3 separate regions of the Mus musculus genome follow, and regions 2 and 3 are each linked to region 1. The links are chromatin loops, found by intact Hi-C in ENCODE. Cell type or tissue: heart. All regions are shown on one strand. Each heading gives the region's core, and the rest is flanking DNA. Links, peaks and the distances in the headings are about the cores only. Region 1 holds the start of Mir3076 (microRNA 3076). Region 2 overlaps Dcp1a (decapping mRNA 1A). Region 3 overlaps Cacna1d (calcium channel, voltage-dependent, L type, alpha 1D subunit).

Region 1 (10,228 bases), core at 1,268-9,267:
GAACTCACTCTGTAGACCAGGCTGACCTCGAACTCAGAAATCTGCCTGTCTCTGCCTCCAAAGTGCTGGGATTAGAGGCGTGCGCCACCACTGCCCGACAAATTTGAATTTTCTTATCCCACCCTTCTTCGTTGGCTCTCACAGATGTGGTTATTGCTCTCCATTGTGGGTTTGTTTTTTTTTAAATATTTATTTATTATATGTAAGTACACTGTAGCTGTCTTCAGACACACCAGAAGAGGGAGTCAGATCTTGTTACGGATGGTTGTGAGCCACCATGTGGTTGCTGGGATTTGAACTCTGGACCTTCGGAAGAGCAGTCGGGTGCTCTTACCCACTGAGCCATCTCACCAGCCCTCCATTGTGGTTTTTAAACTCTCCTTTTTTCTTCCTTCCTTCCTTCCTTCCTTCCTTCCTTCCTTCCTTCCTTCCTTCCTTCCTTCCTTCCCTTTCTTTCTTTCTTTCTTTCTTTCTTTCTTTCTTTCTTTCTTTCTTTCTTTCTTTCTTTCTTTCTCTCTCTCTTTCTCTTTTCCTTCCTTCCTTTCCTTCCCTTCCTTCTCTCTCTCTCTTTTCTTTCTTTCATGTGCATTGGTATATGTGTGTCTGTGTGAAGGCGTCAGATCTCCTGGAGCTGGAGTTACATGCAATGGTGGACTTCCATGTGGGTTCTGGGAAATTGAGCCCAGGTTCTCTTTAAGAGCTGCCAGTGCCCTTAACTGAGCCATCTCTCCAACCCCTCCGTTGTGTTTTACTATGCAGCTGGAGCCCAAGACAAGACATTCCTATAGCTTTGGACTCCTCTGTACTTCCGGACATTGTTAGTCCCAGTCCAGGGGGCTGGGAATGTCTCTCTCCTGTGTCAGGCTTGGGCTCTTGAGGGACAGCTCCTGGGACAAAGTTTTCCTGCCTTGTCAATTGGACCAAAGGGCTCATGCACCCCAAGGCAGTGACGACTTAGCCTATGTCCGTGCTGCAGGGCCTCCTCCAATCGGCACTCAGATGCCTGTGGGTGAGTTCCTGTTTCTGCACCATACAGAGGGTCAAGAAGCCTGGCTTGAGGGCGTCTACTGAGCCACCACGTGGGCTGGAGAAACCTTGTGGTGCCGCAGGCCCTCTGGTCCCTTCTGCCTGCGTAGGAAAGAGTCTCTAGAGTAGATGGGCAGAGATTAGGATGGGACAAACAGCCAGACACACGAGTGGTGTTGGATCTGAATGTAATTTACCAGTCGAGCATCAGACTTTTATAATACAGAATAAATTGCAGAACAAGGCACATTGAATTATTCCAGGTGCAAAAGGAGTGACTTCAAAAGGAACCAGATAAATGTATATCACCACCAGAGATAAGCACAGAAGCAAGGGGAGTGACTACAAAGGGAATTTGTAGGGACCAGATAAATGTTTACATTAGAGATTAGCACTTTCTGCCAGGCAAGAGTTTTACACTTAGAGTTAATTGCCTCAGGGTAGTTAACTCTTGACACGCCTCAAGAATAATGTAGTGTCACTGACCCCAAAATTCTCTAGGCCTCGTTAATTCTTATCAATATCTGAAGACTGTCTAATTTCAGTATAGTATACTAATTTGCTCTTGGCATGGAATGTAGTCTGTAATAAGAATTTCTATCTCAGTGAGAATTTTAGTCTCTATCTGTAAACTGCTGAGTAAAATGGCAAGTGCTTAATTGTTTACTGAATGGGTAAAGCTCCTTGCTGCTATCTGGAGTCTAAGAACACTGGGAAAAGGCTTTAGCTATGTTAGAATACAATCTTAAAAGGCATTTACTATAAGGTAAAGCTATATAGAGTGCACGTGGATCCATACACTAGACTAAAGTGGATTTGGAAAATTAATTTTATGGGTTAGGGAAATAGCCAAAGATCCGGGAGAAAGTTTCCTTGAAACTTTTTTCTCATGAGAAAGCTTTCAGACTTTCATCTGTTAAGCTGACTCCACCGGAGTCCCTGGCATTGTGGCTAACACTCCTGCCTGTATTTTATACTTAACTTATTTTCTGTGACTAATACTGCAAATCCACATGTCAATAAATCCCAGCCCCCTGCCCGAGGGGCTTGATTTCGGGATTCTCATCCAGAGACCGCTATGGCTTTCACCTTTTCCCACTCTCAAAGGGAGGACTCGAGGGGCAGAGGTCCAGATTCCTCCCACGTGCACACACCCAGGAAGGAAGGGGTGCTTGGGAGAGGTGAGGATGGATGTCACCCCAGCCTTGGAGCCAGAAATGTGGATGGCAGCCAGGGGGATGGTGGATAAAAGGCGCATGTTCCCTCTTCAGGGGTGATAATATGTCGCACAGCTTGGTGAGTCTACTAAAACACCATTGACTTTTATTTTGAAAGGGTGAACTGTACAGCATGGATCTCAGTAAACTTGACAGGGCAATGTTAATAACAGTCATCTTAAAGTCTAACAGCTAAGTATGCCGGGCAGCTTCCTGAGTTCTGGGCCTGACTCACTGTTAACTGTAGGCAGCCCCATGTCTGTAGTCACCGGAAACCTGGTGCTAAAGGCTACTTGCTTGCCCTGAATGAACTGCTCTGAAAAGCAACATCTCTGAGCCCTTACCGGACAGTGTACTGATGGTATTGTGGAATGTATCATAGTTCATCCTCCCGGCAGCCCAAGGGAGCTGCCTTTATTCCCATTCAACGGATGAGGCACAGGAGGCTGGGGAGAGGACTCTTCCTCCACAGTGCAGGAGGATGGAGGCAGGACTGGAGGCAGGACTGGAGAGAGCTGCTCCTTTACAGTTGTGATCTGGAAGGTTTGCGAGGCTCCCCAGCCCTGCCACCTATGCAGCTGAAGACTGAGAAATGAGCAAGGCACTTTCTTCCTGTTACCATGTCCCAGTGCCCACGTGGTGTGAGTGACAGGAGACCTTGCTTGCTTCAGCCGGCTACAGGAGGCTCTCGCTGGCCCAGGGAAAGTCCTACCTTTGTGCAGCCTTGAGCCTTGGCCCTGACCAGGCCCAGGAGCTACAAGGAAGCCTCAGGTGCTCATGGCGGTCTTCTCACCGTCCCAAGGGCTGAGGAAGAAGTAAAGGCTTCCTCAGGTTCCTGAGGCCTAGGCATTTGGGATTCCAGCACACTCTAGAAGGCTTCTCACTAAAACCCCAGACCAAACCAAACCAAACCAAACCAAACCAAACCAAACCAAACCAAACCAAACCCACAGCAGCTTCACCTACTCCTCAGAGTTCCTGGCTCCCTAAATGCCAGGTGTTTGATGTTGTAGACTGAGTGAGTTTAGGTGACTGTGCCTCAGGAGCACCTCTGCCCGTTTACTCCCCAGGCATCTATCTGGCTGCCTGCTTAAGCTTTAACCATCTCCTCAAGAGAGTGCAGGCCGTGGAGAGCCTGAAGGTGAGAGAAGCCACCTTCCCCATCTCTGCTCTGGAAGTCACATGTTCCCCAGACCCCTACCTCTTGCCATGTTAGGAACCTCATACAGGCTCCTTGAAGCCATCTATGTACAATTCTGCTGCCTGGCCCAGGCACCTGTGAAATCCTCAGAGCACCGCACCAGCTCAGGCACTGGCATTTCTAGTTCTTATCCCTCACCCCTCACTCAGCCTTGCACATCCCTGGGCCCACAGACAAGCAGCAGCAGGTGGGTGCAGCAGACCCTCTCCGGTGCTACGGTTGGGAGTACTTGTCCCATTTTCTTCTGGAAACATCTTTTCATGAGCCTATAACCTCTAGGGAGAACAGCAGTTTTGCTGACACAAAGGGCACTAAGCTGCAGGCACCTTCCATCGTCCTACAGGACAAGGACTTTTACATATGGTTGACTACATAGCATCCCCTTTAAGGAGGCCACAAGGACAAAAATGGTAGCCACAAAAACCCGAGGTGCAGTCCTTTACTCTGCATACTGGGCTGTAGTTAAGCCAACTTAAGCTCATCTCCGTGTAGGTTATAAATGAATGGTTATTTTATTTGACCATTACTGGGGGGTAACCCCTAATCTACTTTCCTAACTGCTGGCCTGGCTACCTCCCCAGCCGTGTGCCCCAGACACTTGCCAGTTTCTCTTGGCCATGTGCTCAAGGTCCATTCCCCCCACCACCTCAACTCCCAATCCCACCTACCTCTAATCCTCCAGTAATTGACTGTAGCCATTTTATTTAAACAATAGTTTTAAATTAAGGAAGAAGGTTTGCACAATAAAAGCCTGTAGACTTTTGGGTACAGAATTTAGCATTGCAATACATAGACCAATCCTTAGCACTCAGCCAAGTGGAATGCCTTCTAAAGTGGTTTCTTGTAGTAAGGATTAAGTAAAATGCATACAAAGTTCAGTAATGTCACTGTCACCTCCACCTGCTGTGAGCTTTACAGAGTTCAGAAAACACCATCCCTAGTCTCCTTCCTCAGATTCCTCTGTAGGGGTGTGCTTAGCACTGTAGTACCATAAATGGCCACCAGGTGGTGACCAAGCACCCAAGCTTTACTGTTTTTGTTCAGAACTACATAACATATTGTAGTTATGTCCAGACTCAAAACTCGTGGCTGAGAAGTTCCTCAATTGTCCTGACAGGGAGATGGCTTGCCTTCTTTTCTCAGTGAAGGAGAGTTCCTGACATGCGGAGCTCAAGGCCTCCCAGGGTGTGCCCTAAGATCACCCACTGAGGAGTCTCTGTCATCTCCCTGAGACAACCTACCTGCTCTGCTGTTTCTGGAGTTGGTACCATACAGTTCCCTGGCATGGAAGGATCGGGCCAGGCAACTCGCTAGCTGAGCAGTTTGTCGACAAAGGGCAAACATGCACATAGCTCAACAAATGGGCCCCATCCTCCCTAAGGGCACTGCGGAATTCCTAGGAAACAGCAGTGACCACCCATAAAAGGAGGAGTTGTGGGACCTTGGGGGCCATGGTGCAGCTATGGAGGGCCCAGGAAGGTTTTATAAGGCAGGAGGGAACTCCATGGTGTCATTTAGGGTACACTGGCAAAGGAAGGGGCTGGATCCTAGTTTGGCTAAAAGGCAGGCTGCAATGAGTGTCCCCAGTTATGACTTGGTGGGAGCAGTTGTGGCTTTGCAGAGGCTGAACTGGAGAAGGGGATTCCAGGGGACACCTAGATCCAGGGGACACCTAGATCCTGACCCCAAGCCTAGAGAGCCAGCTCTCTCCCTCTCTCCCCAGTCTCCTTCTCATACTGGCACTGGATATGTTTATATCACAGGAAAAAAAAAAGAGTCTGAGGATTAATTTTTTTCTCAAAACATATATTTACCTCCCCACTCAGTACACCTTCGCCACCTCTGCCAGAACCTCCCTGGAATGTGTAGTTCACCCACCCAGCATCCCATGCCCTCCCTAGCCCTTGGTGACAAGGCCTTTCACAGCTTGCACAATGGCGTCCTTGTCAATACCGAACATCTTCAGTAGCTCAGCTGGCTTGCCACTTCGTGGTACTTGGCTGACAGCCAGGCGAGTGACCGTCACTCCAGGTTCACCCACTACGGCAGCAGACACTGCCTCTCCTATGCCACCTGTGCAGAGGAAAGTCAGAGAGGTCTTAGTCCTGAGCCAGAGATGACAAAGACACAGCCCTTGCCGGAGCAGACATCACTAATCCACCAGGGTTCCCATGATTTATTCTAAGTCCAGATGTGCACTTTCTTTTTGTCACTTTTTCTTTGCCACTTGCCTGATTTTACACAGTGCTGGGGATTGAACCTAGGGCTTCATGCACACAAGGCAAGGACTCTACCATCAGAGCCCTACATCTATTTGTTTGTAGCTTTGACTGGCCTAGAACTCCCTATGTAGCTCAAGGTGGTCTTGAATTCAGAGATTCACCTGTCTTCACCTTCTGAGTCCTGGGATTTAGCCTCAACATTTAGCTTTATGTAATTAAAAAAAAATTGTTTTTAAACGTGTACCGAGTGTTTTTCCTGCATGTCTGTGAGCCACATGCTTGCTCCACGCCCTCAGAGGCCAGGAGAGGACACTGGGGACCTATAGATGCTTTCGAAGGCTATGTGACTGCCGGGTCTTCCCTGCTCCTTGAGTTAATACTTTAAACACTTCTTTATCTAGTATGTGTGTGCACACATATGGTACAGCTGGGGGTCAGCTTGACTCCCACAAGTTGTGCATTTGACCTTAGAGTCTCAGCTCGTCTCTCCTCAGAGGCTCCTGTAAGAACAGGCATGCACTTATAGAGGACTCAAGAAGACACTCGGTACTGTCTTTCCTGTTTGTTCCTGTCCAGCCATCTTACCTCCTTGATACGAGGCCCAGGAGTTCAGCTGTGGCCAGAAAACCCAGAGCCTTCATCAGTATAGCTGAGACCTGGCCTCTTCTGAGGCTTTAGGCTTTGGTATAGGGATCCAGCTAACCCATTTGCCGGCTGGCTCTACTCCCCGAGCCCCTGCCAGGCCGTGAGTGGCAAAGGCGGACTGTCCTCAGAGGAACTTAAAGTGGTGTCTACCTCTTGCCTCCCCTACTGCTCTCTCTGGCCTTCCCTCGCCAGGCTGGTGCAGCCCCAGTTACCTTCGTAGTAGTGGTCCTCCACGGTGAGGATCCTGCCTTTGGTTGCTCGGGCAGAGTCTAGGATGAGTTTCCTGTCCAGGGGCTTGATAGTGAAGGGATCCAGCACCCGGATGCTGATCTTATCTGCAAGGGAAGACCAGAGTGCGGCTAAGAGAAAGGCTGGCACTGAGCTTCCCCTGTGTTAGAACAGAACTCCAATGGCCCCTTATCCCGAATGGGGCGTCTTGGGCCTAAGAAGAACTACTCTTTGGTGGCTAGCTGTCTGTCCACTTACTCTCACCATTGAGAATAGCTCTTCTCCCTATTCTCTCCTGTTTGGGAGAGATAGTGGTCAGCTGGGTGCCCTGTGGACCGACTGTTAGAGCAGACTATGGGGCTCTTATCCTCCTATGCCTTTGAAGATAAAAGGAAGACTTCAGATATCTGATCTAACATAAAGGTTTTTGGGATAGTGGGGAGAAGAGCTGTAGCCAGAGTGACTTTCTCAGAATAAAAGCCACCTCACCACACCCAGCTGCCTAGACACCCTGTCTGGGTGGAGCTTTCTTGACCTCTCAGGCCCAGCTTGCTACAGCCTCAGTCCTGTTCACCCCCACATTGCACAGGCCACTCAGGTCACCCAACCAAGGGACCACCTTTTGCTTCCTGGTGCTCACAAGCTTGAGATGTGACGTGTCTGGCGATCTCACTGAGAGGACGAGGCTGACGCTCTGTCCCTACGGTATCACTAGCTAACAACATTATACTTATAGTAATAATAACAGTATGAATGCCAAGGCACACCTAAGGCCTTGGGACAGTCATAAAGGCTAAGTGCCAGTTTACACGTGGGGAATCGGAGACACAAAGACGGTGAATAAGTCATTTAACTAGTGACCGGCTGAGCTGTGACTTCAGTTTTCCTGGCAGGCTCCATGGCCTCCGATCTGATACAAAGGGATCATAGGTGAGGATAGTCACCAGTCCTAGAACATAGCATGGACATGGCGTAATGGCTCAAAGGGTGGCTTCAGTTATTGTCATCATGACTTAACTAGAGATTCTGTGTGACCAGCCTGTGACCTCCCTGGTCCCTTTCTTCTTACCTTTCTTTAGACTCTCTGCAGCAGCCAAGGCCTCATGCAGAGTTACACCAGCCCCGATCACTGTCACTTGGTCATCCTTGCTCTTCAGGACCACCTGCGGGTGACATGGGGACAGTGAGGGGCCAGAGCAGGGTCTGAGAGTAGAAGCAGCAGCAGGGTGGGTGGCTCCCTCGGGTTCTCATACACGAAGGGCACTGACCTTGGCTTGGCCGACCTGGAAATCCTCATTGTTGCTATAAATAATGGCATTCTCTGGGCGGCTGGTCCGGATGAAGCAAATGCCCTGGGATTGGAACAGATAAACTGAGAAACACGACAGCTTGGTCTTCTAGAGGGCCACCCTTCCTAGATACAAGCCTCATTTAGTCAGTCAATTATAACCTGGGCACAGTCATTGTGTCCTGGCGCTATGGCAAAGAGATGGGGCTGGTTCCCTGTAGCTGGTACCTCTGAACACAGGAGAAGAAGCACCCACAGCCTGGCTAATCTCAGACTGGAAGCAACTTCTAAAAGGTAAACTGGCTTGGCTTCTCAGTGGGGCTACTCCCCAGAATGCCTCGGTAAGGCTGGCCCCGGCTCTCGGGTGGGACACGGGAAACTCTGTATGCCAGTCTGAGGCAAGTCAGTTATTGTCCTGGACCAGAGACTCGGGTTACTGTCCTTCAACCCAAGGAAGGCAAACACCAGTGGTCAAGCTGGCAGAGTGCCCATCAGCTGGCAGTGTCTGCCATGATGCATGACGAATGGTATGCTTTGATTTTCTCAGTCTTGTTTCTTTAAGGTATACACACACGAGGGACATGGCCAGGAAATGCCTCCCTAGGCAGCAAGTGACCAGCTCTACCTTGCGCTGGCCTCCTCTTCTGCCTCTGTGGAAGAGCTAGCTTCCAAAAGAACAGCCACACGACTAACCTTTGTGTTGGCTGCTAACTCCACTGCCTTCTCTGTTGCAACTCCATCGCTTGGGTAAAAGACGGTGGACATGGGGACTGACCGGAACATGGCCAGGTCTTCGAGGGCCATCTGAGAGGGCCCGTCTTCCCCTGGAGTATTGAAAAGAGGCTGATGATTGGCTCCAGCTTCCAGCGTGCCCTCCCACACGCACTGGTGCTTAGCAACAGGTCTGAACTCACCAATGGACACACCACAGTGGGAGCCACAGAGGTTGATGTTGCTCTCAGAGATGGCGGCCATGCGAATCTGGTCGAAGGCCCGTGTGAAGAAGGCCGCGAAAGTACTGCAGAAGGGCACTGTCCGGTCACGTGTGGCACAGCCCACGGCAATGCTCACCTGAGGGCAGGAGGGCCAGATTAGCCCTGAAGAACAGGGAGCCCAGAACCCTCCCGAGGCCACATGTGGGAGGCAGAAGAGGCTGCGATCCTAGTATGCTAACCCTCGAGAGTTGCCTGGGTACCCGTGGCTCTGTCATCTGTTTCCCAGCCCCAAACTCCTTTGACTTGAAATGATTATTTCAAAACTCTTAAACTCAGTTTCCTGGGCATGGTGGCGCACGCCTTTAATCCCAGCACTCTGGAGGCAGAGGCAGGCGCGGATTTCTGAGTTCGAGGCCAGCCTGGTCTACAAAGTGAGTTCCAGGACAGCCAGGGCTATACAGAGAAACCCTGTCTCGGAAAAACCAAACAAAAAAAAAAAAAAAAAAAAAAAAAAAGACCAAAAATCAACAAGTTTCCTTTGACACCAGGATGGTTGCAATCTATAATCCCAGCAACTTGGGGCATAGGAGGATCGGGAATTCAAACTAGCCTTAGCTACATACTGAAATCTAGGGTGTCCTGGGCTACATAGGAGCCTCCTCCTCCCTTTTTTTAAAGGCTCTATAGACCAGCAGGTCCCCTTTACCTCCATTATCTGTCCTATATACAAGCTCCTCCCTTGGGAATAATCATCCCCAAAATTGGCTACCCAAGGTCAAAGGTCAATGTGGGTTCTAGTTACTCTGTGGTTTTCTTTCAGCTGACCCACGGCTGTCACTCAGCACTGTCAATACGGCTGCCCGAGGGAGAAAGAGGGCTTCCGCCTGCTGCTACCTGTCAGGATAGCCCTGCAGCTGTGGCTGTGTGTCCTTCACCCTACCCAGGCACCCACCATGTTTTGCTCGGCAATGTAGCACTCAATGAACCGGTCTGGGTGCTCCTTTTTGAAGAGCTCCGAGAAGGTGGAATTCTTGGTGTCTCCATCCAGGGCAATGATACGGTCACTGGCGTGGCCCAGCTTAGCGAGGGCCAGTCCATAGGCCTTCCGGGTGGCTATCTGTGGGCAGGAGCAAAGGCTCTGAGGACCACTGAGGCATGTGCGAGGATGGGGTCTAGAGTCTTGTCTGACTCTATGGGGTTTTGAAGCTTCCGAAGGATGAGAAAAATGGGAACCCAGGAGTAGTGCACGCTTGTAACTCTAGCACTAGGGAGGCGAAGGCAAGAGCATGCTGAACTTAAGGCGTCAGGGAACTGAAAAACAACAACACAAAGAGAGAAACAGAAAACGAGGCCAGGAACTGCACACACACAGGAGCACAAGGGCCCAAGAGCCAGAAGGCTCAGCTGTAGGCTGCATGGATGGGTTTATGCAATGAAAAACCTCGATCAAGACAGCTTTGCCTAGC
Region 2 (10,228 bases), core at 720-8,719, 51 kb after region 1:
GCATGTTTAGAATACACAAAGCCCTGGGGTGAACTTAAAAAGGAAACATTAAATATTGCAGGATTCCAGTTATAAAGAAAGCCAACTTCGATCTTAACCTGCAATTGCTGTAATGTGGTCACCTGACACACTAAACCTCTTCCTTACACACACCTTTGCCCACGTGGTATCCGCCTGCGTATGTACGCCTGTAGGCATGTGTGGAAGCCAGCAGTTGTCTTCCGAAATCACTTTTCCACTTTGTTTGGGATAGGGTCTCTCTCTGAACCTGGAGCTGTGTGTAGTCTAAACTGGCTAGTCAGCGGCTTCCCAGCACTGGGGTACAGAGGCATGCCTTCAAACCTGGCGACAAACAGAACAAAAGGCAGGTGCTGAGGGTCTGCACTTAGGTCCTTATGATTGTGCACCAAGAATTTAACCACAGAGCCCAGCCCCATATAAACATGTGTGCCTGTCTGGCTTCTCTGGCTTCAGAAAACAGCTGTTTTCTGGAGAAACATAAGCCTAAAACAGGTATGTAGGTTGTCTTGATGTTGGCTGGTTTGTTCCCTGCCCTTACTCCACCTGAGCAGCACAGGGCTCTGGCAAGGTACACCTTATTTGAGAGTTCCCATTTCTACAGATTAAATAAAAAACACAATTAGAATTTTTAGTAGGTGCTAAAACTTGGTTTTGAAATTTTATTAAAAAAATATATTTGCAAACATATAAAATTTAGGATGAAAAATGCTCATTTTGAAACATGTAATAACTTAATATTTGCAAACATACACAGATGGTATAAAATCCACACCACTAAAAAGGTTAATGAGGTGGTACTGCGCTCACGGAACAAAAGCTTCGCTCGAGGTGGCGCGGGGCTTCTTGCCTCCCCGGAAGGGCTGAGAGCCCGGTGCAATGACGTCATGGGAGCCCCACGCCGAAGCAGTAGAGAATAAGACCACTCAGCACGTACAGCAACAACACGTGTCTTAAAGATTCACAGATAAAAGGGAAACACAACTTTGCATTTTTCCCCACTTCAAAGTGATCTGTATTGCATTGCAGCGTTTGAAAGAGTGAAGTCAAATCGGAATCCTATTGAAACATTGCACATCTCTCCTGCTGAAACTTGAAATAAAAAAACAACAAAACAACCCCAAACCTAAACCCCACAGGCTCCTGGAGGCCCTGGTCCTCATGGAAACTCTCCTCGTGAGTGGCCTTCAAAGCCCACTGTAAGGTGCTCTGCTCAGACCGGAGCATTCTGGATTCTTGAACAGGGCGGGCAATGCTGGTACTGAAGAACAACAAAGTCAGGCAGGAAGAGACACATGGTCCTCAGTAGGTGTGCCACGAGGACACAGGACGACGCAGGCTGTGACCCCTCAGTGCCTGACTCGCAGGGTCCTCCTGTGCCCGTGCCCTTCCTTCTCTTCCCTCTGAGTTGCAGTATGATGGCCGACTCCGCTGTATGAGCAGGTAGGCACCTTGAGTTTCATGTTGCATTATCAGTGTTACAATGGCAGTTACGGCCTCTACTACTGAAATGAGAAAATTTCAAACGACATTCTTTGGGGGAAGAGAGCAATAAAGCTGCATGGTTTACAAAGATTATTTACTAGTGGATTCAATGGCATTTATAATTAATTCCCACAAGAAGATCCAGGCCACAGATATAACCAATGTTTGCATATGCAAACTCTGGTCCTAGGTATCTAAGCCAAGCCTGGGCTAAGGCCTTGACGGGTTTGGAATGAACATCACTGTCCAGGGCTAGCTGTGGACAGTCCGGACGGAGCCTGCAGGGTATGCCTTTCCTGATACTGATGGCCACTTGAGATTTAGCACTCAAAGTCAAGTAGATCAAGCGGGGCCCCAGAGAGGTAACAACAGGGAACAAGGCAGCCTGAGAGGGACTGGGGGATCAGCTGGGGTGTTCACCCATTCAAAGACATAATGTTAACTACAACAAAAAGAGCAGTGTCACTCATCGGTGACACCCAGACAACGCTGCATGACAAACTCTGGGCTGCTCTTCCCAGACCCTTTGACCACTGGGGTGAGGGGGTGGGGTGTGTATACAGATGGACCAAATGGCCTGATAAGGTCTTCTGGATTCTGCCAACTTAGCAAGAAGTATCTCCAACGTCTCTTTCAGTCACACTAAGGTTCCAGAAGACACTGTAAACATGCAAGCTAGGCTAGCTAGCAGCGGGTCTGGACAATATGCCTGAATGAGGAATAAGGCAACAGCGCTGACTCTCAGGCCAGACTCATCCAACCGCACCTATGGTCAGGCTTGGCCCAGCTATCTGGGGACTCATTCTGGCCTAGCTTCCTAGAAGTCATGATCTGGAACTTCTGGCTTCTGAATTTTAAGTAAATGCTTGGAGCATATAAATCTCAGAGCTGAAACAGGTTTACCCACTTCAAGTCTCCATCCCTTCGGCACCCAGAAGTTTGTATCTACACTGAGGAAGCCTTCCTTCTCGGAGGTTCTCCTGCTTATCACAGTCATTCCTAGGATTAAAGTGTGAAAGTGTCAGGTCTGACTGCAGACGCTCTTTAGGGTACCCACTCTTCACCCTCACATAACACTACACACACTCAAAAGCATCAGTGAGATTCATACCTATGGAGAAGACGCTTTCAATCATCTGTTTACTGATGTCCACTGAGACCACACTTGGGGGTGATCAAGCCGACAGGCACGTTCACTTTATGAGAACAGCCCTGTGGCTCCCTGACCACCACCTCCTACTGTCAGCAACATTCATCACCTCACTATGAGTTTACCTTGCTTAGATGACACGTGAACAATTAATTTTTGGTTGCTATATTTACACACTATCATGAAACTATCCCTAACTTAGTATGAAAAAGTCTAAGCTTCCCTGAATTCTGCACACTTCACACATAACTAGGTAGACAAGAGAAGACACTCAACTTAGAAGCAGAAACATTGTCCAGGAAGCATGGTGAGATCAGCACAAGCCAATCAAAATGTTCTTTAGGCTAAAAAACTAAGACCAAAGTAAAAGAAGTAATTAATAAGTAATTTTCTAAAACTTCAGCTAGAAAGAATGAATCGATGAGCCTTTGATTGAGTTCCCATTAAAGCTTAAGCAACTGTCCCGGCGGGACCGCTGCGTCTGTCAGCATTATTCACAGCGAATCCTTACGCTAGCTGGTTGAGCCAACTGGGTTCTTACCCATCATTAAATAGTGCTCAGAAAAGTAAGCAGTGCATTAATTGGTTAAATACTAGAAAATGACCTGTATCATAGAAACGAAGACACTTTTCATTCAAAGAATATCTCAAAATTACTATTGCTGAAATAATCAAATTCTACATTAAAATATTACCAAACACCATTACATGCCATAAAAGCATAAATAGAAACCATGGCAGATCAATAGCAGCATCACAAAGCATCTTTACAGTTCTGACTGCGGCCAGAGAGCTCGCAGCCTAGGATATACTGTGAGGTGCTAGGTCTCACACTTGCTTTCTGACTCCAGAGTCTACAACTAAGGAAGGAAGGAAGGCAGGCAGTGTGAGCACAGCTCCCTTTCTGCATAGCTTTAAACTGCTCAGCACATTTGAGGAATGGAACCAGAATGGCTTTGTCAGAATGGTCCACTGGTCCTTTTGCCAAAGTGTTAAGGAAAACAATCAACAATAACTTGAACTGTGTTTAGACAGAAAAGGAAAGTAAGGCTGCGCTTCACACACAAACTTGACACTTAAACTGCTGAGAGTTCACTAAAATGGAGCCTTCTGGTAGGATCTGGATCTGTGTGGCCCCGGCCTCTGCTTCAAGGGTGTGAAGCCTCCTCCATCAGAGCCCAGCCGGCCTATCCCAAGAGCTGTGCTTCACCGGAGTTTGCACAGGGCAGGACCAGGGACACTTACCGGAACACAAAGACATCCCAGAAGTCTTAAGGCCCAAGCGGGGTGCTCATAGAAAATATACTTCACTTGAACAAATACCTTCCAAAGAGTCAACTTAAATTCTGATCCTTAAAACCTGAAGCTACTCTGTGAGCTGACATTAAGTTCTTCTAGGAGTAGAGGAGGGAGGGCGTGGGCTCCACTGAGCTCTGCTGCAAGGCTGGTGGCTCCTCCCGAGGCCTGGAAAGCAAGCCGGCAGTCAGGCTCCTCATTCCACCCACTGGCTTGTAGCTGATGAAAACACCCACGTCACTCAACACAATGGTCTCTTGTTGTTTTGTCAAACAAAGGTTTGCTGGTGATGCTGCACAGTGAAACCTCCATCATCACTGAGAACGTCTCTAGGAAACATCCTTACGGACAAGGCTCTCAGGCTCCTCAAGCTCCATGCTCTGCTTAGCTGTTCCATGAGGAAGCCTGCGTGTCTTGAGGCGGACCCTCTCCCTTCACATTGCCTTCACTGCAGTCATAGGTTGTGGTTGTCTTTGTTCTTGGTCAGAACCTGCAAGTAAACTGCATGAAGCGTACTGAGGAAGCTGGAGTCATTCTGGAAGAGAAGGCAAGGAAACATTGCCTGTTACTTCCTCAGAACTCACCCCATGCTAACCCCTTAGGAAAACACAGAACTGATTGGGGGAACTAATTCCCCAAGTAACCTGCCCCCAGAGGCAGTTACAATGACAGTCCAGGTTTACAGCCATTATTCCACCAGGAGGCTATGCCTGGGGAAAGAGGCTACTGCCAAGGCAGGTTTCTGAACTTGCACCAATATACACTAAGCCTTGTTAAGATACAAAGTTAAAGACAAAGCTGACACCCTGCATACCTTTATTAGGTGTATCAGTGTGTCCTGGAGCTGAGACTTGCTGAGGATAATGGAAGGCTTTCTCTGACTCTCTGCTGTCCCAACAGTGAGGGGAGAGGGGGAGCTGGCTTTCCTCTCTAGGTCTGCGGCCCTGGGAACCGTTTGCTGGAACACACTGGGGGACAGCAGGACTGAAGATACTGCTGTGGTGGTTGCAGGAACCAATGGAGAGCCTGCAATCTGCCGGGACACAGAATAATAGTCACTTTTGTTATCTGAGACACTTAGCTTACCCTGCCCCCTTCCCTTAAGATTTTATTTTATGTGTATGGGTGGTTTGGTAGCATGTATGCCCATGGTGTGTGTGTGTGGTACCCATAGAAGCCAGAAGAGGGTGTTGGATCCCCAAGCAAGAGCATCGGTGCCGCTCAGCAGCCACAGAGCCAGCCCTCCAGCCCTCTTAGCTTGCTTTTTGGTATAAAACTGGGCTAGTTACTTCTACTGATGGCCACACAACAGGACAGGCTAACCTAAAGCAGACAGAAGGCTAACCTCTGAAAATCCAGGAGAGGGGTACAGGCTCATAAGCAGGTGAGCAAGTGCCATGGAGAACTGTGTCTGTCAAGGTTGGTGCATGAAGGGGAGTGGTGGATAACAAGGCGGATGCTTGAGAAAGAAGGAGTGAAGTATGCAGGCTCAGGAGCTCTGCTATCAGAAGTGAGGGATTGTGGCAGGACAGTGCCTGTCTCCTGGGACTCTTCACTTTCTAGGTCAAGGAGTACCTCTTACTTAGAGAGACCAGGTTGATACAGGCCCCAGCACCTACCCACTTACAAATGATCCACATGGCCCACCCAGTGCCTGACACCCTCTATACAGTCAAGAAGACATCTATACAGAGTTAACATAAGGTCTTAAGCCACAGCAAGGAATTTTGCCGAGAAGCAGAGCAACTCTGTCCCAGAAGGGGCATCTGAGACAGGACAGAGCTGGAATGTTACAGCTTTTCACTGAGGTAGTAAGAACCCATCTTACAACAATAGAACCCAAAAGTGTTCAATGTGATCTCTGGGGGTGGGGGGCCCCCTGGGCTAGGGAAATGGCTAAGTGGGTTGAGTGCCTGCTACATCTGCACTATGTTGTCTTGTGAGGACATCTGGATGGGTATGGTGGCCCAGGCACAGGGGGGTAGAGACTGTAAGTTGGCTTGGCTCAAGCAGAGACCCTGACTATTTAATATATAAAGTGGACACTCAGTTCCAGCTCTGGCCTCCACACAGGTACACACAATTTGGGGTGGGGGCATCCTTACCGGGATGGCACTGGGTAACACCTTAGGCTGGGAAAATACTTCAGGATCCTGGTTTTGCTGCATAGACTGAAATGTTTAATGGGGAAAACAGAGAAAGAGATAGAGCAAGCTTCAGTTAGTTGCATGTGACAGAGCAATATCAAGGAATGGTTCAGAGCCGAGAGGAACTTGTTGGTAATGCTCCCAGTGAATGAGCCTCGGACAGCAGCAGCTCCTGTGGAGGTTCTTGAGAGCATGTGTGGACAGAACCTGCCAGGTGACTCTAAGAAAAGTGTGACAGCGACTGAACTCAGGGTCAACTCTACTAGTGAGCCCTATCCTCAGTCCTGGGATTTGTTTCTGTATAGAGGTTAAGGGTTCCTTGAATTTGCACTCTTCCTGCCTCAGTCCTCTCAAGCAGCTATCATACACAAGCAGAATGTGTACAATATAAATGATTAAGAATTTGCTCCTGCAGCACTGAAAGCTGAACTCAGGACCTCGCATAAAACAGGCAAGTGGCTCGACTACTATGTCCGCAGCCCCAAGCTCTTCAAAGGTTCTCTGAGTCTGGTTAGTGGCACTAAACAGCCTTCATCCTAAGTATACTGTAAGAGACAGAGAAGGTCCTTTTGTTGTTTGGTTTTGAGACCTGGGTTGTTCAGGCTGGTCTCTAACTTGAGACCCCTCTGCCTCAGCTTTCTTCACTATGTTTTTATAGGTGTGAATGCTCATGGTCTTTGGGAAAGAATTAATGCTGCCCAGTAAACACAAGACAACTCCATGCAGACCAGGGTTTTTTTGTTTTGAGAAAGGATAGTCCTGGCTAGCCTGGAGCTTGCTATGTAGACCAGGCTAGACTTGAAATCACAGATTGCCTACTGAGACTAAAGGCATTTGCCACTATATCAGGCAAGAAGATCTTAAAATTAGCTATTGCCATGTAAATGAGTATTTACACATATGTAAGTGGTTTCTGCCAAGCAGCATGCAGGAGCGTCACTGTCTTCTAGTGCTGAGTATGGAGAAGGCAGGTGCAGATCATTACCTGAGCTTCCAGATCAACTGAGAGGTGGGGCAACCCTTTCCCTCACAACCAGAAACCCAAACAAACTCCCTTCATATGTTTCTTCCTGCAGTCAGTCCATCAGAGCAAAGGAAGAGGAGCGAGAGCACTCCTGGCCCGTGACACCTACACACAGCACAGGCCCTGCCCGCGCGCACATCATTCCTTCCTTCTTGTGTCAGACCCAAATACTGACAGGCAGGCAGCAGTCACAGAGCAGCACACCCCACTCCCTTCCAGCTGTGGCCATGTGATCATCACACTCTGCTCGTTTTCTCCCTGGTAAACTTGCTATTGAAGGGCAAACCTCTCCTTTACCCTCTCTACCAATCGACCACGAAGCCTCCCTGACCGGATACTTTAAAAATCTCCTTGTCCACAGTGCTCAACCCAGGCCCCTACTGCTCAGGCAAAGTGATTGACAGCTTGTCCTGGAACAGGTGGCCAGATTCCTGTTTCTGACATTACCAACAAGTCACTCTTCGTTCAGAACCTTTCAATGCCTTCCTAAGGTCTGAAATATAACTCACACTCCTTAACTACAATGTAGTCACCTTCCAATGCAAATTCCTCCAGGTCTGTTTACACAGCAAATCTGAGTTACTACAGAACCTGGAAACCCACGCATGCATATACACCTGCGTACAAGTCTACATGCCAAGATCAGTTACAGACCACAGATAGACAGACAGGGCCCCCTCACCCCACAGAGCAAATTTAGTTATAGACCATGGAGACAGACAGATAGACAGACAAGACAGACACACACATCATCTTTAGTTGGGTATGGCTGCTGCACAAAATACACACACACACACACACACACACACACACACACACACACACACACACACACACACACAAAGTCTCATGTCACTTAAAGCTGAGGCCTCTGTAGTCTTGTTTCTCTATGCCCTCCTGCTCCTGTCTTACCTGGAGGGTTGGAGCAAGCACCATGTTGCTCAGGGAGGCTGAGACTGCTGCTCTTGCTGCTGCTGTCTTAGAAGAAGGCTCTATGAAGCTCTCAGGGGTGGCCAGTTGGCCAGCTGCCGAAGAAAAGCTGGGCGCCATGGTTCCTTTTCCAAGCGGCTGTGCTTGTATTTGGTCATGCTGTGGGGTCAACCTGAGTTTCTGAAGCAGATCAACGCTTGGGAGGGCTGTGCCAGCTGGGTTTGCTAGGCTCACCGGGGCTCTGAAGGGGCTCTGGCTAGCAACCAGACTGCTGTGGCTTAGCTCAGGGACTGGCTGGTTCAGGAGTGGAGATTTCTGCCTGGGTGTGGTCTTTACTGCTTGTATCATGGTGCTATTCCGAGGTAAGTGGGGAACTTGTGTGGTAGGAGCTTCAGCTGGCAGAGTGGGGCTGAGGACAGGGCTCAGTGGGAGTGTGTAGCTTGGGGGATGTTTGTCACCCGACTGTGCAATGGAGGCGGGAGTGATCAGCACTGGGGTGCTGACTTCAGGCTGAACTGTGTGGTGAGCGGCAGAATGGATACCCAGGTTTTCAGACTGAGGGGCTCCCCCTGACTGCTCAAAGGGAAATGGGAGGAATGAGCTGGGCTCTTTCTGTGATGCATCTCCCAGCAGCTTGTCTGTGTCCTCTGACTCTAGACCCATAGCTGTTGGTTGTTCCTTTGGCAAGGAGGTTCCAAATAACTCTTCTACTGTCAGATGTTTATGACCAGACGGAGCAGACTGAAAAACAAAAGCAAGTGACAAAATCAAAGAGAGGCGCAGAAACCAATGTAACTAGGATTCTTTTCCATCATGTGCACATATGGAGAAGCAAGGACAGCGGATGAAAACAGCCTGGAGCAACCTGAGGTGCAGCAGGGCTCAGACCACCTTCTAGCAAAGTCTGTAGAGTGACAAAGTTCCGTACGGAGAACAGTTTTAGCATTTACTCTGTTTCCCCTGGTGAATGTGGCTAAGGTTGGGGCTATACACAACAAAGTTACCCACACCGAGTGTCCACATTAGTAACACACTGGCAAATGATGCCAGTGCGAGAGGACCAAACTCTAAGTGGCTCACTTTTATTGTTCTTGATAGAACGTTAGCACTGCACTGCAGATCCTAAACACCTAAGGCAACTTTAACCACTCAGTACTCAGTCATGACTCCCCTACACCCTCAAATTACAGAATCCTGAGGAAAAAGGAAGACATTTACACTGAATTTAGAGGTGTGTTTGTGTGTGTGGGAGCTGGAGCGATGGCTCAGCTTAGTTAAGAGCACTGGCTGCTCTTCTAGAGGTCCTGAGCTCAATTCCCAGCAACCACATGGTGGCTCACAGCCATCTGTAATGGAATCTGATGCCCTCTTTGGTATGTCTGAAGACAGCGACAGTGTACTCATATAAATTAAGTAAATAAAACTTTAATAATAATAAAAAAAAGAAGTTGGGGAAGTGGTTTAGTGGTAGAACTCTTACCTAGCATATGCACATGCATAAAGAATATATTTTTTATCCCTTTTTGCTATGGCCTTATATTTAGAGTGAGATTCTGAACCTGGAGCGCGCGCGCGCGCGCGTGTGTGTGTGTGTGTGTGTGTGTGTGTGTGTGTGTGTGTTTGGTATTATGAGACAAGGTCTTTCCACACTGCTTGGGCTGTCCTGGAACTATGTAGACTGGATTGGCCTTAAACTCAGAGAGATCCTCCTACAGTGAGTCTACATCCAAATCCCTTTATAAATTACAGGAGTAACAACAATAGTATCCTATCAATTCACAAGGCTCATTCCCTCATAGTCTTACATTCTCCAGATCCCACTATTCTCAAGTACTAACTGGAAAATTTACATAACTGTAAACATAAAAAAATATAATCACAAATGTAACTGTGACAATTATTTCACAGCTCTACTATGAAGCCAGGCTGGCCTTGAAGCTTCAACAATTCTGGTTCAGCTTCCTGATTACTGAATGCCCAGTAGTTTAAAAAAAAACCAAAAGCCAAAAACCAAACCTATTCTTTATGCTGAAACAAGACGGCTAGAGATTCTGTGACAAAAAATGAACTAAAACGTGCATGTGGTAGTTCATCCCTATAATCCCAGGATGGGGAGGCTGAGGCAGGAGGACTAGTCTGAATATAAGGTAATCCAAGGCAACAAAGCATGTTTCCAAA
Region 3 (10,228 bases), core at 1,342-9,341, 440 kb after region 1:
GCTTCCATTTAGTTTCCATTCTGGAATAGTTGATAGCAAAGATGGAGAACACGTTTCAAGAACAATGTCCCTCGAAAGGCCTGGGAAACCAAGGCTCGCCTACCGTGTAGAAGATATTGAGTAAGCTCTTGCTGAACAGAGCCCTTGAGAGTCAGGGTTGCTTCCTCCTTAGCTACATTCACAAATGACTACAGCCAGCGCTTGAGATCCCACAAAGGACAGTGGATACCCCAGGAGCTGTGGTGAAGAGCTAGGATGGGTGGGGCCATATGGCGTGGTCTGGAAGGTTGGTGTCTGTGGAAGAGCAGTTGAGTTTGAGGAGAAAGCTTCCATACTGAGACTACCATGAGTGAGCAAAGGCCATGTTCCGGGACTCTGTTGGGTTGAGCACAGTGGGTTCGAAGGCAGAGTGAGCCACAGTGGGCAGGTCAGAAGAGATTTATTTCAGCTGACTGCTTATAGTCCATGCAAGAGGGACGTCAGAGCAGAGGAACATAAGGTAGGAACCTAGAGGCAGTAAGTGAAGCCAAGGACATGGGGAATATGGTTGCTCCTTCCTCCTGATTTGCTCAGTTTGTTTTCTAATAGACCCCAGGACCACTGTCCAGGGATGATAGTACTGTCCACTGTGGGCAGGACCCTTCCTCACCAATCAAGAAAATGTCCCCCAAAGACTTGCCTATCGGCCAGACTGATGGAGGCGATTCCTCAGCTGAGTCTGTCACTGATGGAGGCGATTCCTCAGCTGAGTCTGTCTCTTCCCTGGTGACTCCAGCTTGTGTCAAGTTGACAAAAACTAGCCAGTTCAGAGCATTATCCAGCCTTTTCTTCATTTGCAGCATTGACCCGTGGAAGCCCCGCTTCACCCTCAGAAGCCTAAGACAGTGTGCCGCGTATAATCTGGAGAAAGGATGGTCTCCTGTTCTCAGCCGGGCACCTTCTTTCCTGCTTTTAAGGTGTCACTCAGATGGCCCCTTGCATGCCATTGGCTTGTCATGTCCTTGTTGCTCCACCGTGAGATCTAGACTGTACTCAGCCTCTTGGGTCGCTACTGTCCATCGAGGTAGAGGTTTTTGTTTTCATAAATGACCTGTGCTATGAAGCATGGTTTTTCCTGGACTTGGTGTCTTCTGATGGTCCTAACAGGATCACTGTTTATGTGAGGTTGGCCTCACCTGTGTCCTGTCACTTTCTATAAAGAACATGACTATGAGATGACCAGTCTCTGAAGCTGTTGCTGTATTGACAGACCAACGGGCTACTCTTAGAGGCCAGGAGGTCCCAGCAATGCTGGAGTGCAAGAGTGAACTTGCAAGGGAGGCTTTGTGGAGCTCCACTTCTGGGTTCTTGGGCTTGCTGTCAGGGAGCCGATTGAAGTCAGGCACTCTGGGAAGTGCTCCGATTTTCTGATCTCTGGTCTACAAGTCATGGCTGAGTGTCCAACCCTGACTGTACTTTACAATCTACCTGAGGGTCTCATCTCTTTCACTCCCTGGCTCAGAGGTCCTAGTTGTTTAAGCAGATGGCAGGGGACCTCTCTTTGTGTGCTCCTGGGAGTTAGTCCCAGGGAGCCCTAGTTAGGAATCTCTGAGTCTTGACCTGTGTCAGTGGCTGAATCTCTCATGGGTCTAAGAATTGTCTGGAGGGCCCTATCCTAGGTATCTGATGCTGATGACAGGGAAGTCTCCTGTGAGCATTCTTGGGCTATTTAAGATATCCACAGTGTAAACTTGCTATTAGAAAGCTGCTGCGCCACAATTAATTGAATAGACAAAATTATCTCAGAAGGTAGCTCCTGAGCATTTGGGGAATTTTCAAGGATAATTTATTTAACTTTTTGCTGAGCTTCAAATTTCTTTAAGAAACCCTGCCAAGTCTGTGGGGCATGTGTGTGTGTGTGTGTGTGTGTGTGTGTGTGATTTTTTTTTTGGACACTTACAGCTGCTTCTTCATGAACAATGGTGTTATTCTAGGGCTATTAAAATCTGGAAGCCTAAAATTCTATTTTAATCTCTTCTCATTGTCATGGTTAATTTTTTTAAAAAAATTTTAAAATAATGAAACCATTTTAAAAGGGAGCCCATTCTAAAATTCTGACCAAATGAATCAGGGCAGCCTTATTGTGGGGACTCTTAGGGACCAGTAATTCCTCTAAGTAGTAATAATTGATACCCAAAGAAAGGAGGAGCGGGTACCTGCTGCCCCCATTGCCCACAAGAGTACCTGACTGTAGCCTGCTTCCTTGTTGGTCCCAGAGTGGTGGCCACTGCCCACCCACCTCTCATTGCTTCTTCTACCATGGGCCTCAGTGCAGAAGGTCACCCTGGCTGCCTGCCTGGCCAGTGCTACCTGATTTTTGTTTGTCTGTTTGGTTTCCTGCATTGGTTTGTTTCAGGGGTCAGCAGAGAGTCACAGGTGGCATAGCTGTTTGTAAATAAACACCATGGTGCTTTGCTGACCTTGTTTTGAAAGACTGTATTTGAGGAATGCAGCTCAGTTGGTAAAGTGCTTGCCTGACATGCACAAAGCCTTGTGTTTGGTCCCCAGCTCCTTATAAACTGGACATGGTATGCCATAATCTCAGCACTGGAGAAGAAGAGACAGTGTGATACAAAGTTCAAGGTTACCCTTGGAGACCAGGCTCCAGGATGTGTAAAATTCTATCTCAAATAAAACAAACAAAAAAAAAAAAAAAAGAAAAGAAAAGAAAAAGAAAATCACATTTCTTTTTTTTCTTTTAATTTATAAGACAGCTTTTTAATCACAAAGTATCCCAAAGAAGTTTAGAAATGAAAATATTCTACCAAAAACCATAGAAGAAACAGCAGCAGTAGGTAGGTGGCTCACGATAAATATGAGTCCAGGTCACCTACCCTCTCTGGAGGAGCAGCTGGCAGTGCTATGACTGGGGAGACTGATGGGAGGGCCAGCCCTGGGGTCAGAGGTTGGATGCAGTGCCCACTGTCATCTGCCCTGGCCTGCTCTCCCCTGGGACGATTAAATCAGCACATGCCGTGTGGCTTTCATCACAAGCTTAAGCAGTCTGGTATTTATTTACTCAAAGGTCATGGGGCGGCAATTAGCATTTATCTGGCATTTCGTGTGTATCAGATGCTGTTCCTGGGGCTATGGGCACATGAGTTCTTATTCTTCACACTGCTCTATGAGACAGGAACTTGATGGATGAGGAAATCAGAGTGTGCCAGCCTTACATAGCCTCCCGAGGCTGCGCAGTCGTGAAGCGCTGCACTGGAGTTGGAACCCACCACTGTTGGCGCTCAGGGTAGCAGCGTGAACCTGGGAGAGTGGGGCCTAAAAAAACAAGGTGGAGTAAAGTCCCATGCAATAGCCAGCTTTATTCAGAGCATCAGACAGTTTATACTCTGGGGGTTAACAAGAGTCACCTGAGAAAAGTGTACAGTCAGGAGGACAAGACACACATGGCAAAACCATGCTTTTCCTTGGAGGAGTAAACAAGTAACAATAGCCAGTTGTAATGAATAGTCTGAAGTGAGCTCACTCCTATTCACTACTACACCCAGGAAGGGGACATAAGCGCATTCCAAAAACAACCCACATCCTGTTGCACCGAGGTTATAAGACCTCTTGTCTTAGTTACTTAGAGTTTTCTCACAAGGTCTCAGAGATCTCACACAGCTTTGTTCATGGGCTATGTTCCAACTCATGGGTATTGGAACATTTGTGCCATGTTCTTCAGGGTTAGGTTGGGGAGGGGGAACTTGCAGTGTGGAGAGAGCATGCCCTTTGTAGAAATGCAGTAGTCCCACTAAGGTGTAGGCCCGTGTTCCTATGCTTTTGCAGGCCCCAATATGGCCCCCTATACTGCCTGTGCACTCCCATTTCTGAGCATGCACATGTAGACTCTACTTTAGAGGTTAGCTGGATGGCTTGGCACGAGTTCAGAAATGCAGCACTGCTAGATGTCAGAGAGTCTGTGACTGTCTCCCTTGTGACCCGATGACCATTAGGGGCTTTAGTAACAAGGATGCTAACAGTTATGGGTGGTCATGTGTCGCTGGAGTGAAGCACATCGCTTCTCTTACCTTGGTTCTCATTTACTTCTTCTCCAGCAACTCATTAGCAATGGCCCAGTCCTTGCTAATATCTCACGAGTAAGCAACACTAGGTAACCAATCCATGTTCATACAGCAGTGGGAGGTACAGTTGTCAGAGTCCAGAGCCCACCTTCTTCACTGCCACCTGCCCTGCCCCAGAGACCAGTCCTGATTGGCATCACACTCCCAATTCATACCCAGAGCCTCTGACTCCCTGAAGGGCACTTTCCTTAAGCACTTTCTTAGATGCAAGGACAAACATAGGAGACCTGTGTCACAAACTAGATAGTAGATTGCGCATTCAGAATAGGTTCTCTGGGACAGGTTGACAAATGCCCTCAACCCTTCAGATCCTGAGCTATAGATTCCTAGCTAGGAGGAGTGGGTGGCAAAAGTGGATTGGAGACATGCCGACATGCCTCAGGCCTCCGCTGTTCCACACTGGACCAGCTGTTGCTGCCCTTTCTGCCCGCCTGCTTGCCTGCCTGCCTGCCTGCTAGGCTGCCCTGTTTGTATTGCTCTTGCTGCCCTCTACTGTCTGGTAATGGAATTGCCTGTGTTCAACCTGAAGGGGTCACGGTGGCTGATCTGCTAAGAGAGGATAAGAAGAAAAGGAAGTTTTGCTGCTTTCGACAACGCAGGGCTAAAGATCACGGTAACTTGCTGAGGTGTTCTTGCTCTGTGGAGGCTCCTTGCCTGACGTTTCTGGTTTCCTCTCCCTGTGCATAGGCATTGCGTGAGCTGCATGCGCTGTGTGGAAAGTGCCTATGTTTTAATCGCTTGGTTTCTCTGATGCTTGGTCATGCTTGGTCTTTTGGCCTTTTCCCTCAAACGTGTGGCATCACTGAGATGGCACCTTTCCGTTTGCACTGTGCCTATGAAGAAGCCTCTGAGCCAACTGAGGGAGCTCGTTTGATTCAGTGTGAATATTCTTAGCCTGGAAGACACGCTTGGAAATGCTTTTCCTTGAATGATGCTTTTAAGTTTAAACTGTTTAGAAATTCCAATAATGTTATTTGGCTGATTTTTTTTTCCAGGCTACATGTTTCAAATTGCTTCTTGGGCGTCGCTGGCTCATTTACCCAAGGCCATGCTAAAGCTAGTAATCTCAGCTTCAAGAGTAAGGGAGGTAGCCCCCCCCCAAAAAAAAAAACCAACCAAAAACAGAACAAAAGCCATCTGGGGGCACTCAGTTCTCTTCAATGAGAATAGCCTTATTTGGGAAGTATAAAGTTAAATATAAAGTTTTGTCCTAAATACTGTTGACCGCACCCTTACCCCGTCCCCAACCACTTGACAAAGCATCCAGGATCATTAACATAGAGATGTGTATACCAAGAACAGCTTGCCCAGCTGTCTGTGGGTCACTGCTGTAGCTGGGAGGCAGTGCACGCTTTGCTTGGATACCTTGGCATGGACAGCTTAGTGCTGACACCAAGATGGACCCCAGTCAGAAAGAGGAAAAAATCTTTGAGAAGACATGGACTGCAGAGGCAGATAGCCAGCTGCGCGCCAGCCGCTCACCCAGAAGAGAGATACACGGCATGGTTTTGTTGCAGTGTGAGAATGCTGAGCTCAGAGGTTAAGTGGGGTTGTCTGTGTTAGAATCCTAGCCTCCTCAGAAGGCCTGAAGAGGAAAGGCATCAGGGGATAGTCAGATGGAAAGCATTTGGCTCACAGGGCCCTAAAAGCTCGAGAAGGAAGAACTCTGTAAAGCTTGCACACCAATATAGGCCAAGGATGAAGCCGACCTGCTTGGGTTTAGTATTTACAACATGCTGATGAGTGCCTTGGGGCCTCTGTCAAGAGAGGTAACCCCTCCTGGGGGCCACTCACCTCAGTAGCAGCGTGGCCTCTGGGGTGGTTTGACGATGTGAGAGAGAGGAAGCCATCTTATCTCTTTGAGGAAGCTGGCTTCCTGGAGTGAGGAATGGCCGTTCTATTGCTGGGAACACAGACCGACTCTGCTGGCGATGGTGGGGCAGGAACCTCGGTTGCTGTGCCACCTTTCCCACAGTACCACCTTTCTCTTTCTCTAACAAAGAGAGTAGTTTTTCTGGGCACAACTCCAGGTCTTGATTCAGACCTGGAGGCCTCAGTCTGACCTTGACCCACATTTCCCAAGGTGAATGTGGCTGCGTCATAGAAATCCCTCGCTCTGTGTGAGCAACACGCATTAGCACAAGCATGTAGCGGTGCCTTCAGGGGCCACCTGGGACTTTGGGGTTTAGCCGTGTTGTCACAGCACGACGCTGCTCATGCTTGCCATGAAAATGATGCAAGGACAGAAGAGCTTGGGGTCAGACCCCTGTTCCTGGGGAAGGAGCACAGTCCTGCCACTGATGCGTTATCCAGCCTTACCTCTTGCCCCCATCCCTTGGGAAGCTTAGCAGCATCAGGAAGTACTAAAAGAAATCCCCAAGTGTGGGCGAGAGCTTGTGCTGAGAAGGGGAGATATAAGGCTCTGTGATAAGCTGAGTGCACACACTGCTCTTACAGGGGTGGGAAGTTTAGTGTGGGGCACCAGCACTGTATAGGTCACAGGCACCTGTAACTCCGGCTCCAGGGCATCTAATGCCCTCTTCTGGCCACCTGCATGCGTGTGGCTTACGTTTACACTTAACATAGATACAAACATTTTTCAGAAGGTAAAATAATTTTAAAAGCAAGCCACTCAGAGTCCCAGGACATCTATGCAAGCAGCTGCTGTCGTGACAGCTTTCAGAAGGACTGCAGAAGAGCTCAGTGTGGCGTATTGAAAAGCCTTCTTCCGGGCTGCTGTGGCTGGAGGGTCAGGGGGCTCCTGGGGCTGACTTAGGCTCTTGAGGAGCCGCTCAAATGCTGTGTTCTATCTCCTGGATATTAGGCCCGGAGAGGACTTGGATTCAGGTTCTTCTGGGCAGGCCGCAGGGCTCCTAACTCCTGAGTGGGTGGTGGGCAGTGGCTTCCCAGTGCTGCTCAGGTCCTGGTCTCCTTGAAGGGCTGGGAAAATGTCGGGAGACTTCAGTCCTCAAGGGCCAGTAGTGAAACCAGACAGCTATGGGTGTTTCTGTTCCTCCTGAGAGCTGGTCAAAGGTAACTGGATCTTGGAGGAGATACTGGCCTGCGGCTCAGGTAACACAGACACAACAAACGCATGCCCTAGTTATGCGATGATGAGGCCAGGCTCCCCGACTGCTCCTCTGAGTCTTTGACCTCACTGAAAGAAATGACCTGGTGAATTGGTATATGCCACTCCGAGGTGCTGCCCAGTTGCATAGACTCATGTGTGTGTGTGTACGTGCGCATATGTGTGTGCAAATGCATTTGTGTATGCCTGCCTCTGAATTTGTACAGCTGACAAGTATGGTTGTGAAACACGTAGTTTATAGAGTGAAAGTTGATGAGGAAATATCTGTGCGTTGGTTAAGGATACTAGGTATTGTGCTAGCTTGAGAAATGTCCATCATTTGGTTATTTTGTGAAGTATAGTTCAGAGTGGAAGCCAGGCCTGGTACTCCTCCATGTTAAAGAAAAAAACAGTGACCTGCCTCCTCAGGGAGTGGCTCCAGGTAGCGCCTCGCCTAGGCTGTCTATGCCACCAAGGATGAGCTAGGCAGCTTTCCAACATCCCCCTACCTGCAGCGGCACCCAGGTTCCTCCCAGCTCCTCCCCGCCCCCCAGCTTCTAGTGCTCTCCCCAGAGGTCCAACACCTGAAGTAGAAACAGACTTGTAACTCCTCCCTATGCAGATGGCCCTAGTGTGTTCCTGTAGGGGGTGACTGGCATCTGCAAACAGCAGGAGGTTCTGAGAGGTCTGCCTAAACCCTAGCAAAGCCCCAGCACTGACTCCTGCTGGGGAAAGAAGGGTAGTTACTCCATAAGATGCCATGGAGGCCTTAGGAGAAATGCACCTGTCCCCGGGTTTATCACATGAATTTTTGTAATCCTTCCTGCTTTGACTTTTATAGAGTTGCAATAGTCACCAGTACAGCTTGTTACTATCTCCAGGAACTGGGCTTGTCTGCTGGGTGTAGTGTGTAGACATGGGAATACTCAGTAGCATTTAAGCTTGTTCCAACCCTGTGGTATATCAGCCTACTTAAGCATCTCTACTGAAACTGTGGGTATGGTGTGCCACACAGGGGTGCATCCTGAGTGGGATGGGAGTGAGCTGACTACCCCTGTGGCAAGCCAGCTGCTTGGTCATCTGGGCACTCACGTCCTTTGCTGTGTACTTCCAGGAGCCTCTTCCAACACTGATGGATTCTTCTGTCTTGGTCGTTTTTAAAGTGTAGATGAGAACCTTTGAGGGCTAAGTGCAGGAAGGAGGCTCTACTCAGTCACTAGCATGAAAGTAAATGTGCGGTGTGTAGCCATGGAGGATAAAATGCTTAATGTGGAAGCTGGGCCCACAGCCCCGCCCCAGCCAGGCCCACAGCCCTACCCCAGCCAGACCTCTGCAGGGGGTGGGTGGAGCTGAACACCGGGCTACCCAGCTCTGCAGAGCTTCGGCCCCTTGCTCAAACTGAGGGACCTGATCAAGGTTCAAGCACACAATGTCTTCATCCTCTCCCTTCCAGAGCCCTGATGACATCATTCTGGAATAGACACCACACTCCTGGGGACCCTGTAAATGATGGTGACTGCAGGGTTGCTGTCCCTACAACATGCTAAATTAGACAGTAACTCCTCTTAAGTCAAAAAAAAAAAAATACACAGAGTGGTAGCCCACACTAACTCAGAAGTATAGTTGGCTGTTCACACTAGATGCTCCTGGACAGCAACGAGAGGGGCCTGGGCAAAATGACCACAAATTGGAGTGCTTTGCTTTCAGAGATCCTCCGGAGAGTTTTTCTGATACCATTGGCAGGGTCTGTGCTTGGACACCTTGCCCATGACCTGGAGCCAGGACTGACACCCAGTGTGCCTCATCCTGTTCAGTCCTGACTGACACCCAGTGTGCCTACAGCCTGTTCAGTCCTGACTGACACCCAGTGTGTCTACAGCCCTGAGGCAGATGCTCTTAACCATATAGATGAAGACATGGAGGCAGAGAGAAGCCAGGCCACAAGTGGGAGTTAGATTTAGGACTGATAAGCACATGATACTCTCTGGTACTGTCCTACCACCCCAGAGGATGAGTGGGAGAGTCTGAGGCAGGGAGGCCTCCTCATCCTCTGTGTAGCCTGGCCTCAGGGCTCCACAGTTCCCAGTGTTGGTTGCCATTCACAGTGTGGGGTTTGTTTCCTGCCTTTCTGCCTGCACAGCCTTGGGAAGCAGCTAAGAGTGGCACTCTAAGCACTCAGTAAGAGTGGCTCACTAATAATTAGCATAGATCCAGAGATGCAGAGTGATGTGGCCCCTTGGTCACAGGCCGGCCGTCACCTACCTGCCCCCATCAGATTGTAAAATGAAGCTATAGGGATGAAGAGCCACATCCTGCACTGACGATGGCATGCATGAGACCTCCAGAGTGCAAAAGCCACAAGACTTCTTCTGTTCAGAAGTTTACCTTTGAAAACTAGTAATGTTTCAATATGACAAATAAGAGAATTGTGGGGGCACTTAATATGGACAGAAATGGCCCTGAATGTGTGGTTCACACTGCCATTTTATCACTAGGAAATTGAAGTTCAAAGAGAGGCAGATGTTCTCATGAAGAGTGGGGCAGATCAGGGCCTGGAGATTCCCCCAAATGCACAGCACATGTTATGCTACCTCAGCCTCAGAAACCAGCAGCTATCCCAGGTCACAAAGAGAGGGACTCCTGGTGGGATCTGAAAAGAGTTTCCAGTGTGGTCTTCCGCACCTGTCAGTACAAGGGGCAACTTGCAACAAGCTGCTACAATGATATTACAGCCTAGTCTTACAGATGGGAGCATAGAACAGACAGGAGAAGGGGGCTGTGTGTGTGTGTGTGTGTGTGTGTGTGTGTGTGTGTGTACGCGAGTGCATGGGTCTTAATGGAGTACTTGCTGAAGGATATTCCTGTGTCAGATGATGAGACTTCCTAATTTGTTTCTTTCCCTGTGTCCCGCCCCCTCCCCCCACCATGGGTTCCAAAGTGAATGGAGGTTTGTAGTTGGTTGCTTTGAATTCAAGGAAAAGGAACAGGAGAGTCCCAGGAGTGTAATCAGTTGGTGTTCATTTGGCCTCTGCTTCTGAAACCT

Evidence for each region. Hi-C counts contacts between places; a loop is a spot of excess contacts. Peaks named below come from ENCODE experiments on the same cell type or tissue, not always from the same donor. Only the 100,000 strongest peaks of a DNase experiment are listed, where the experiment ranks them.
Region 2: it touches region 1 in a loop (2.4-fold over the local background); 5 of 42 quality-filtered maps call a loop at or near these places.
Region 3: a loop joins it to region 1, with 12 times the contacts of the local background. A loop is called at or near these places in 8 of 42 quality-filtered maps.

What each region holds. Positions count from the first base shown.
Region 1 is chr14:30,568,626-30,578,853 of GRCm38, reverse strand. It overlaps Tkt (transketolase), which reads right to left. Exons shown (of 14, transcript NM_009388.6): 8 at 9,715-9,879; 9 at 8,742-8,898; 10 at 8,521-8,651; 11 at 7,808-7,891; 12 at 7,609-7,702; 13 at 6,524-6,646; 14 at 4,130-5,517. The coding sequence ends at 5,342. It overlaps Mir3076 (microRNA 3076), which reads right to left and starts at 6,705; the gene lies at 6,646-6,705. In heart, for the core only: no CTCF peak of the experiment used is centred there; DNase peaks (open chromatin) are centred at 4,453 and 6,403; H3K27ac peaks cover 679 bases.
Region 2 is chr14:30,517,482-30,527,709 of GRCm38, reverse strand. It overlaps Dcp1a (decapping mRNA 1A), which reads right to left. Exons shown (of 10, transcript NM_133761.3): 7 at 8,033-8,791; 8 at 6,055-6,120; 9 at 4,764-4,982; 10 at 654-4,484. The coding sequence ends at 4,404. Among named protein-coding and RNA genes, the nearest start is that of Tkt, 27 kb to the left of the region's middle. In heart, for the core only: no CTCF peak of the experiment used is centred there; no DNase peak of the experiment used is centred there.
Region 3 is chr14:30,131,544-30,141,771 of GRCm38, reverse strand. All of the region lies in intron 9 of Cacna1d (calcium channel, voltage-dependent, L type, alpha 1D subunit), which reads left to right. Among named protein-coding and RNA genes, the nearest start is that of Gm52106, 64 kb to the right of the region's middle. In heart, for the core only: a CTCF peak has its summit at 4,611 (motif pointing left); a DNase peak (open chromatin) is centred at 4,611; H3K27ac peaks cover 573 bases.